2 separate regions of the Homo sapiens genome follow, and region 2 is linked to region 1. The links are chromatin loops, found by intact Hi-C in ENCODE. Cell type or tissue: CD4-positive, alpha-beta T cell. All regions are shown on one strand. Each heading gives the region's core, and the rest is flanking DNA. Links, peaks and the distances in the headings are about the cores only.

What was found. A loop is a pair of places that touch in the nucleus more often than their neighbours do. Peaks named below come from ENCODE experiments on the same cell type or tissue, not always from the same donor. Only the 100,000 strongest peaks of a DNase experiment are listed, where the experiment ranks them.
Region 2: it touches region 1 in a loop (13-fold over the local background); 7 of 110 quality-filtered maps call a loop at or near these places.

What each region holds. Positions count from the first base shown.
Region 1 is chrX:46,682,957-46,688,615 of GRCh38, forward strand. The region is part of intron 1 of SLC9A7 (solute carrier family 9 member A7); the gene reads right to left. It also overlaps the pseudogene YBX1P8. Among named protein-coding and RNA genes, the nearest start is that of SLC9A7, 73 kb to the right of the region's middle. In CD4-positive, alpha-beta T cell, for the core only: CTCF peaks have their summits at 3,252 (motif pointing left) and 3,460; a DNase peak (open chromatin) is centred at 3,275.
Region 2 is chrX:46,378,581-46,384,239 of GRCh38, forward strand. No RefSeq gene overlaps it. Among named protein-coding and RNA genes, the nearest start is that of LINC01186, 54 kb to the left of the region's middle. In CD4-positive, alpha-beta T cell, for the core only: no CTCF peak of the experiment used is centred there; a DNase peak (open chromatin) is centred at 3,241.

The DNA of each region.
Region 1 (5,659 bases), core at 440-5,439:
CTAATTTTTTTTTTTTTTTTTTTTTTGTATTTTTAGTAGAGACAAGGTTTCACTATGTTGGCCAGGCTGGTCTCGAACTCCTGACCTCAAGTGATCTGCTGGCTTCAGCTTCCCAAAGTGCTGGGATTACAGGTGTGAGCCACCACATCCAGCCAGCCCTGTGACCACTTTTAACACCTGAGCATGTCTCATTTCTCAGGCTTCTAGTGGAGGAAGATGGGATGACAAGCAGCAAAGATTTTTCTGGCCAGGACAGCACAAAGCAGAACTGCTGAGCTCTTTCATTTCACTCAGCAGCATCCCTCAAGCCAGTCCTGTTGCCATGTGCCAGCAAGGACCAGCCCACTGGAATTTCCAGTTGCTATAAATGTAACTTGCTTTGCCACACATCAGAGGAAAGGGGAGAAAAAAGAAATTCTTTTGCTTAGGTCATTTGAAACACTGGTATCATGGAGAAGGTAATTACACCCCTTGGGAAGTGAAACACTGCAGTGTACATTTGAGGAGTCAGGATTCAGGGGCTGGAGAGCTGGCTTCTTGGGGCTGTAGCTATGAGATGGCTAAGATCATCAGCTACAAGTATGTAAGTCTCATACCCTTCTTAGTAGGGCTCTCCCATTAGGAAAAATAAAAACAGCAAGATCATGTATAAGCATTCAATTCTGTGAATAAGGAAGGAGTGTGGCTCCCTGGACCTGAACACGAGTCAGACATGCCCAAGTAAAAGTGAGTGAAAGATTAAAAAACAAAAACAAAAAACCAGCCATAAATCACTATCAGACACTTTCTATAATTCTCTAGAAGGAAAATTTCAGACTTCTCTCTAAATTCAGTTCTTTGCTGGCAATATTAAAAGACAGAATGATATATTTGCTTCCTCATCTCATTTTGCCATTAATGGAGAAAGTTGCTGAGAAAAAGAACGATGTTTACTGTCTTCCATGTGTAATGTTCTATAATGTCTCTTATCACCAAGATATATAAGAACTCACAAGACATTGTTGAATAGCAAATAAAATATAAAATCTAGAAAAATATAGTTCTTTGAGCCAAAATCTGCATCTGTGTTGTGTTATTATAATTATTATAGACCCATATTAACAGATACTTGCAGTTTGTTGACTTGTAATAAAACAACTTGATTTTTTTTACAACTTAAAAATGAGTTTCTTAATAATCTCAATCTGACCAGATACGAAACAATTTGAAAACCTTTAAAGGCATATAAGAAAAACCAGACCTTTTATTTTATTTTATTTGTTTTTTGAGACAGAGTCTCACTTTGTCACCCAGGCTGGAGTGCAGTGGTGCAATCTCGGCTTGCTGCAACCTCCGCCTCCCAGGTTCAAGCAATTCTCCTGCCTCAGCCTCCCGAGTAGCTGGGACTACAGGCATGCGCTATCACACCCAGCTAATTTTTGTATTTTTAGTAGAGACGGGGTTTCACCATGTTGGCTAGGCTGGTCTCGAACTATTGACCTCTGGTGATCCACCCACCTCGGCCTCCCAAAGTGCTGGGATTACAGGCGTGAGCCACCATGCCTGGCCCCAGACCTTTTAAAAAACATATTTAAAAAAACATATTTATCATTACCAAAAAGAGATGTCTGTAGGGAAAAGTAATGAAAGCTCCATAACTCAGATAGTGCTAGCTGTCTGGTAAATGGGCCAAAAGCAGTCACTTAAGGTCTTCAGAACCAATCTTTTGTTCAGGTCTTATTGCTGGAATTTATATTCATTTATTCCTGTAGGATGACAAACCAGATGACACTAGAAATGGTTGGCTGGCATTTACTCTGTCCTGCTCTGCTCAGCCTTGGCAACGGACTTCCTAGCTGTCAGTCTCTTTGCCATCTTGTGGTTCAGGGTTTTCTGGGTGTCTGTGCTGGTAACTGAAGTTGGGGGGTGCCTACAATGACATGGCTGCTGGCCTTGGGTGTTCATTACTGTTCTAGGTGAGGAGGGGCCCTGGAGATTCGTGGTCTGTAACCCCAATACGTAATCTGTCTCACTGACCTACCTCTTCTCCTTCACCCTGGTTGTCACCACCCTCCATCACTTGTCTCTGCACAGGAGGGTTAGAACACTCTGGTCAAGAATCATAGGGTCTCTGCAAGGGAGGAGGCATCTTCTGTGTGCTGTAAGGCCTGACGTTTAAGGGAACTCTCCAATCCTTCTTTTCCCCACTCTCATTGTTCTGGTAATTGTGCTGGTGACCGTGTGGAAGACCCCCATGATGCAGATAACATCTATAATGGCTTCAGTCTACTGCATCTGTACTGCCTGGCACTGGAACTCCACCAGGGCCTGCAATCTTTGCTGCCTGTGTACCGTTTTCTCCTTCAACATCGAACTCCACAGCTTCTCCATCCCCTGTACTGCCAGGGTGTTTCCTGGGGGTTATTCTTCTTTATGACAATCTGGCATACAAATACATCTCACCCAGTGTCATTCCTGTGGACGAAACCATATATATTTCTTACACTGAACCATCTTACTGTTCCCAAACTTTCACTGGGATAACCTTCTTGTCCTGTTTGCAGGCTGCCACTCCCTCTGCCTCTGCCCATGGTGTCATGCCAAGTGTCTCAGCCTCACTGCTCATGTTTGCGGTCACAGTAATGGTGACTGGGGCCAGCTGTGGCAGCAGTGGCCCCTTTGCAGGTGTGATGGTAATGAGATTGGTGGCAGTGGAGCTGTTCAGGGCTCTGGGGGGCTCTCTCTCCACTCTAGATGGAACTCTGTGATGCTTTTTAGTCTTATTTCACTCCCTGGTTAGACAGTTATTTTCTGACGAAGTTTTACATGGCAAAGACGACTCTAGCCCTTCAACACTCATCATAATACAGGATGATCTGCAGCATCTGGAGGCAGCTATTTGGAACATGATTTAACTTAAATTGTCATCAGGAAGCCAAAACAAGTCATTTACAGACTATCTTTCTCCTAAAAATCAGAACCTGCTTCATGTAACTCATTGTTTCTTGACTTTTCTAACCTCATTATTAGCAGAGCTAATGGAAAGACTGAAGCATACTAGCAAAGGTCCTCATGAATACTACTCTAACAAGAGAGGGTTTATATTTGTAGACAAATTCCTCAATTAGAGGAAACATTCTTCAACTCTCTTCCAGTAATCATCACTATCATATTTACAATCATCACCAGATGACGAATATTGCTTTTTAAAGTTGTAAAACCTTTTCTTCTCTACCCTGGGCCCAATGCGCTCATATTAAAGATGGAAGGGAGACAGCGAAGGTGGTGATGCTGCCCCCTTGTGGTTAAAATATGGCAACACAAAACACCACAGCAGAGATGTAAGGTTAACACCATCCTGACAGTTTTGACCAAAAATATACCAAGCCACAGGGTACACCACTAACTCAAGGTAGAGTTTGGGTACCTCCCCAGACATTTTAGATTCATATTTATTACCACTATATTCCATGGCATGATATTAAGTTCATATTTGGCGTTTTCCAGTTGAAGAAAGAATAGGATATTAGAACTGCAGGAAGGTAATTAGGTGAGAAAATGATAAAGACTTGGAGAAAACATGAACAGCATATTTTCATCTGCTGGATCTCGGAGACATCCTGACAGGGAACTGTGAAGTGGTCATAGCTACAAGGAATTAAAACATGCACTAGATTTTTTTTTGAAAGCTTCAGAAAGTTCAGTATTCATAAAAAATGATGGAGAGCAACAGAAGCACTAATGATTTGACCAGATTAACAGCCTAGTGTTCTAGATCACAAAGAGAAATAACCTACTGTGTGTTTGGGCCAGGGAAAATAGCACATAAAATGTCAGCTGATAAAGAGACAATCACTGATTTCGTAGGTACATTACTAATGAAAGAATTGTTTTGAACTTTTACAGAAAGCAAATATGGATGAAATTCCTTTGACATTTGATGTGGCTTAAAACAAGATGGTAAACTCCAAAGGGGCAAAAATTCGAGACTGTTTCAACTTGTGGATAGGAAAAAAACTCACTTCACAACTGTACTTGCATATATATAGTTTATGTATGTGCTTATCCAAAACTTGGTAGTATGATGAAGGAATATAATCATGAGAGCAACGTGTGGTTTAAAAATCCCACGGGTTCATTAAAGAAACCAGCTCCCATTGGTCTGGTGCCAGTTTTCCTTTTGTGGCTGAGGCTGTTGGGAGGAGAGCTGAACAAGTGGACATGGTGAGGTTTAATTCTAGACAGCCATCCATCAGCTACAATATTTAAATGTCTATGTTAATAAGCCTTTGTTACGGAGGAGAACAGGTACGTGGGTGCACTGTTCTTTAGTGAGACCTCATTTTTTCTTATGTAAGGTACTGAGGGTAGGTGATCACCTGATCAGTGTGGCCACCACTGTGGAGTTTTTTACAGCACAGTAGGGGTTGTTATGAGTTTTAAAGCTTCATCTGAAATTCCAAGAAAAGAAAGTATCTCATTTTGCATCCAGTTACACAGTGTTTGAAGATGGTGATAACTATTTCTAATTCAATGAATAAAGAGAATCCAATGGATTCCAGCAGTTGACAATGACTTTTCAGGTTTGGGGGTAATTTACATGACTTGGATTTTGAGAGTGAATATTACAGCCCTTTCAATACCTTGTTCTACTTGTTCTGCTACTTATGCAGCTGTGTTATTCGTTGATATATTAGTTTCAAGGAGAATTCATTCAAAATATTTTTGTTCCTTGTTTTGAATATGTGGTGAAACTAAAAAGCAATTTTATTAAGGTACAATTTACATACCATAAGATTCACCCATTTTAGAGTATACTATTCAATGATTTTTAGTATATTCACAGAGTTGCACAATCATCACTGCAATCTGATTTTGAAACATTTCCATCTGCAGTCACTTCCTGCTTCCTACTCCAATTCCCAGGCAACTACTAATCTACCTTCTGTACTATAGATTTGCCGTTTCTGGACTTTTAATATAAATGGTGTCATACAATATGTAGCCTCTTGTGTCTGGCTTCTTTCACTTAGTATGTTTTCAAGGTTTATCTATGTTGGAGGCATGTATCAGTACTTCATTCCTTTTTATTGCCAAATAGTATTCCACTGTACCAGTGTATCATATTTTATTTGTCCATTAACTAATCAATAAATATTTGAGTTGTTTCCCTTTTTTGTTAATGTGAATAACGCTGCTATGAACATTTGCATACAAGTCTGTGGACATGTTTTCATTTCCCTAGAGTAGATACCTAGGAGTGGAACTGCTGTGTCATATGATAAATCTATGTTTAATATTTTAGAAACTGCCAAACTACATTGGGAAAAATGTATTGTTTTACATTCTCGCCAGCAACACATGAGAGTTACAGTTTGTTGGCCGGGCGCAGTGGCTCACACCTGTAATCCCAGCACTTTGGGAGGCCGAGGCGGGCAGATCACCTGAGATCAGGAGCTCGAGACCAGCCTGACCAACATGGAGAAACCCCATCTCTACTAAAAATACAAAATTAGCTGGACGTTGTGGCACATGCCTGTAATCCTAGCTACTCAGGAGGCTGAGGCAGGAGAATCGCTTGAACCTGGGAGGTGGAGGTTACGGTGAGCCAAGATCGTGCCATTGCACTCTAGCCTGGGCAACAAGAGCGAAACTCCGCCTCAAAAAAAAAAAAAAAAAA
Region 2 (5,659 bases), core at 445-5,444, 300 kb before region 1:
GCACCCAGATCATCTTCAAAACTTCCAGTGGTTCCCTATTGCCAAGCCAGAAACAAACAAAGCAAAACAAAATGAAAAGCAAAATACACCTCAGTTTGGCATACAAGGCCATTCATGATCTGACTTCTGTTTACTTTTCCAAGCCAGATGATTTCCCACTATCCCAACCCCCTGCAACCTATTCAGCAGCCACAGAAGACAACACAATATTTCCCTAAAATGCCTTACATTCACCCACCAGAGCATTTTTTTTTCTTCAAAATACCTTCACAATCTGACATGTAAGTTCTATGAAGACAGAAACTTTGGTGCACCAAAAGTATACCCAGTACCTAGGCATGTGATAAACATTTTTTAATTGTGTTGCCGAAATGCCAGGGATTCAGTCCAGGCCCTGCTGATGGCCACACAGAACGCCAACCACTGAAACAATGAGTATTACCAGGGAAGAAGGCTTTAATTGGGTGCTGTGACCAAGGAGAACGACAGATAAAGTCTCAAACCCATCTCTCCAACTGGGGGTTTTATATAGTAGGGAAGGTGGGAAAACAGGAATTAAGGAGGGGAAAGAAAGCAATGATGATGGATGAGGGGTCTGGCATCTCATTGTCCAGATGCAGTGATCTGATGAGTTTCAGTCCCTTGCCTGAGGGTCGGTTTCCTAAGGAACGAACTCAGATGAGACAAATGTAAGTTTCTAATTTTAAGACCAGGGAGGGTCAATTTCTATATTTATTTAAAAAACCATAAATATTAGTTCTATGGGACAATCAGACCAGTTTTAAATGAATGATGTTCACCTTGTGAGAAATGTCCTTTTCTGATATCCTTACCCATTTATGTACTATCATTTCTTTCTATGCATCATTCATTCCTTCTCCACAACCCATCGCAGATGATCCTCACAAAGTCAGTCTCTTGTTTATGTCTTCTTTTCCCTTGTTTGTCTTCTTCTCTAACACTTTCATTGGCTGCCTCAGATTACAGGCACTCCTGCCTCTGGTTCTCCTGATGAAAAGCCCCTGGAAGGCAGAGAATATGTTCCAAGTATGAAGTCTGGCACTTAATGGGAGCTCAAAAAAAAGGATTATGTATTAAACAAAAGTTTGTTAACAATAGCCAGACCATCCAATACGTTCCATTAACAAGGTTTTTTCCATAGGAGATTTTCTTCTTTTCAGAGACAAAATGTGGACATTATAAATTATATTATATAATATCAGGGATCAGAAAACTTTTTCCAAAAAGGGCCAGATAGTAAATATTTTAGGCTTTGTGGACCATAAGGTCTCTGGCAGCCATAGAAAATACATAAACAAGGCTGGGTGCGGTGGCTCACGCCTGCAATCCCAGCACTTTGGGCAGCCTAGGTGGGAGGAACAATTGAGGTTAGGAGTTTAAGACCAGCCTGGCCAACATTGTGAAAAACCCTGTATCTACTAAAAATACAAAAATTAGTTGGGCGTGGTGGCACGCATATGTAATTCCAGCTACTAGGGAGGTTGAGGCAGGAAAATCGCTTGAACCCTGGAGGCAGAGGTGGCAGTGAGCCAAGATTGTGCCACTGCACTCTAGCAGCCTGGGTGACAGAGCAAGACCCTATAGAAAGAAAGAAAGAGAGAAAGAAAAAGAAAGAGAGAAAGAAAGAAAGGGGATAGATAAAGAAAGAAAGAAAGGAAGAAAGAAAGAAAGGAAGGAAGAAAGAAAGAAAGAGAAAGAAAGGAAGAAAGAAAGAGAAAGAAAGAAAGAAAGAGAAAGAAAGGAAGAAAGAAAGAAAGAAAGGAGGGAGGGAGGGAAGGAAGAAAGAAAGTGGGAGGGAGGGAGATAGAGAAAGAAAAAGAAAGAAAGAAAGAAAGGAAGGAAGAAAGAGGGAGGGAGGGAGATAAAGAGAGACAAAGAAAAGAAAGAGAAAGAAAGAAAAATAAATAAATAAATAAATTACATAAACAAATGGACACTGCTGTATTCCAATAAAACTTTATCTATAAAAGCAGAGAGTGGGCTGGATGTGGCCCATGGGCTATAGTTTGCCAACCTGGTATTAAATCATAACATCAAAATTAGCAGGCACGATGGCTGCTGCGTTCTTCAGCTTCTCCTTTCACTAAGGCAGACAAAACACTCTCCAGTTAGGATCAAAACACACTCATTCCCATACTTCAATAAACGGCTTCTCAGTGCTGATGTCGGTTCCTGCTGGAGGGATCCAAAAATAAATATGTGAAACTCACTTGTGAGAGTCCACTACATAAATATTTGACATTCTGCAGTATCATTTCCTTCCTCTGTATTTCTCAGTTTATAGCTCGTTGATTTTTAAACTTCATTTCCTAATTTTTTAGCATTAAAAACTAGATTCTGTTTTCAGAGTGGTGTGCCATTCCACAAATATATAACATTTTCCTCTTCTAATGAATTCCTTTCTAATTGAGAAAAAATAAATCAGAATACTGAATTGAATATTCATTATAGTCTAAACTATATAACAAATGTTCACAGAATTGGTAAGTGAATATTTTTCAGTACTATAAAGAAAAATTTTATTTCGGTGGAAAACTCTGTATCATCTGTAGCACATATTTCTGGTTTATCAGATTCTGGTCCTGTTCATTATCTTTGAACTATTGTGCATCACTTTATAAATTGAAGGAAACTGATATATATCATACAAACTCTGTCTTGTCTGATGGAGATTTAGTTGACTTTCTCTTCCTCAGGAAACACCAGTTAGGGTTCCTACCTGCAAATTAGACTGGATCCTGCTACCTTGCCCAGATTCTTGGTCAGTTGTTTAACAAACTTTCAGTTCTTTCCGTTTTCTTCAATATCTGGCTACGACCCTTCAAACGAACATTTCCAATTTTTCTCTCTCCTGCCTGACTCCTGAATCACCAAGAACTAAAACCTGACTGCCCAAAACCCTATTGAGATGCTGGACTTCCTTGCACTTGACCTTTTCCTCCAGGACTTAAAGAAACCTTGCAAATCGAATCCCAAAAACTTGATATAAACCTCAAAGGACTCACTCTCACAGATGACCATGCATGGGCTGGAATTTCTGTCTGAACAAACCACTGCCTTGACCACTAAGAAATCCAAAGAAATGCCCAGGTCATATACACACACTCTTACATGAGTAGTAGCCACAACCATGGACAATATTATCAAGAGCATAGACATCCTAGCTTGAGAGCATCAAGAAAATCAGCTGTGCTGCCTAACCAACTGGTGCTCTCATAATTTGGGCCTGCAGAGGGAGCGCATGTGCCGTAGCCAGAAGCAACCACTATACCTTTGTTCCCCAAAACTCTGATATCTTAATCACATTAGAGATGCCAACAAAGAAATTTGCTGAATATCTTCAATTCTCCTGATTCTTAATCTGAAGAGTTTCCTCTATCCATTTCTTGGAATCCAGTAGCCTGGTTGCCCTCAGGGTTCAACTCCTAGCTCTTTATAGGTTAACATAACCTTTTATTTTTATATCAGTGTTTCTGTATTTTACTTTAAGCATCCCTCTTTTGAAATGCCTGATTTCTAGGCCCCTAAAACAATTTACCTTTGCTACCGCCTCTCAAAAGATAGATCAACTGATTTTACCGGACATTGCTGTGGGGGAGAAAAAATAAATTTCTCTTTACCCTTCACCATTCTTAACTGGGACTTCCTGTAACAAAAGGCAGATTCCTGGCCGGGCGCAGTGGCTCACACCTGTAATGCCAACATTTTGGGAGGCTGAGGAGGGCAGATCACTTGAAGTTAGGAGTTTGAGACCAGCCTGGCCAACATGATGAAACCCCGTTTCTACCAAAAATACAAAAATTAGCCGGGGGTAGTGGCAGGCGCCTGTAATCCCAGCTACTCGGGAGGCTGAGGCAGGAGGCAGAGGTTGCAGTGAGCTGAGATTGCACCACTGCACTCCAGCCTGGGTGACAGAGTAAGACTCCGCCTCAAAAAAAAAAAAAAAATTAACAAGAGAAAAAAACAGAAGTTTATTAATACATATGTTGACAAAGATTCTTTGCTTGGTCAAACTTTACTCAGGCTTTTGAACCTTCTGCTAGGCCCATCTGTGCACTTCTCTGTAAAATTCAGTTTTAGCAAAAACTCTGCTAAGTCAGTTTAGCAAGAATCCCCCAGCCTTGACATCTGATCGAGTTCCTCATACTCCACCATCCCCCAGGTGATATCTGTTCACCCTGGCCTGTCCTCAGCAAGAATCCTGTTAGATCAGTTGAACCAGAATCTACATTACTCTTGATGTTCCCCTTAGTCGTTGTCCATCCACAGACCCCCACACTGCTCCTTGGCCATAAATTCCCACCTGCCCAGGCTGTATTCAGAGTTGAGTCCAATCTCTCTGCCCTGCTGCAAGGCCCTGTTGCAGTGGTCTCTATAAATACCATGATGGTCTTGGGTAAAGTATTCCTTACAGTGCTTTAACAAGTAACATTAAGTATTTTTTCTTTAACAATATCTTGGGCCAGGTGTGGTGGCTCATGCCAGTAATCCCAACACTTTAGGAGGCCAAGGCAAGAGGATTGTTTGAGCCCAGGAGCTCAAGACCAGCCTGGCCAATATAGAGAGAACCCATCACTACAAAAAATTTTAAAAATTATCCAAGCGTGGTAGCACACGCCTGTAATCCTAGCTACTTGCAGAAGGATGCTTGAGCCCAGGAGGTTGAGGCTGCAGTGAGCAAAGATTGTGTCACTGCAGTGCAGCCTGGGCAACAGAGTGAGACCCTGTCTCAAATATATAATATATACTATATAGTATATATTAATATATTATATATTTTTATATATAGTATATATTCATATATATTATATATTTTTATATATAGTATATATATATTATATATTTTATATATAGTATCTATAAATACATATTATATATTTTATATATAGTATATATATTATATATTTTACATATAGTATCTATAAATATATATTATATATTTTACATATAGTATCTATAAATATATATTATATATTTTATATATAGTATCTATAAATATATATTATATATTTTATATATAGTATCTATAAATATATATTATATATTTTATATATAGTATATATATTAATATATTATATATTTTATATATATTATATATTTTATATATAGTATATATATTAATATATTATATATTTTATATATAATATATTAATATATTATATATTTTATATTATATATTTTATATATAATATATTAATATATTATATATTTTATATATAATATATTAATATATTATATATTTTATATATAATATATTAATATATTATATATTTTATATATAATATATTAATATATTATATATTTTATATATAGTATCTATAAATATATATTATATATTTTATATATAGTATCTATAAATATATATTATATATTTTATATATAGTATCTATATTAATATATATTATATATTTTATATATAGTATCTATAAATATATATTATATATTTTATACATAGTATCTATAAATATATATTATATATTTTATACATAGTATCTATATTAATATATATTATATATTTTATACATAGTATCTATAAATATATATTACATATTTTATACATAGTATCTATATTAATATATATTATATATTTTATACATAGTATCTATATTAATATATATTATATATTTTATACATAGTA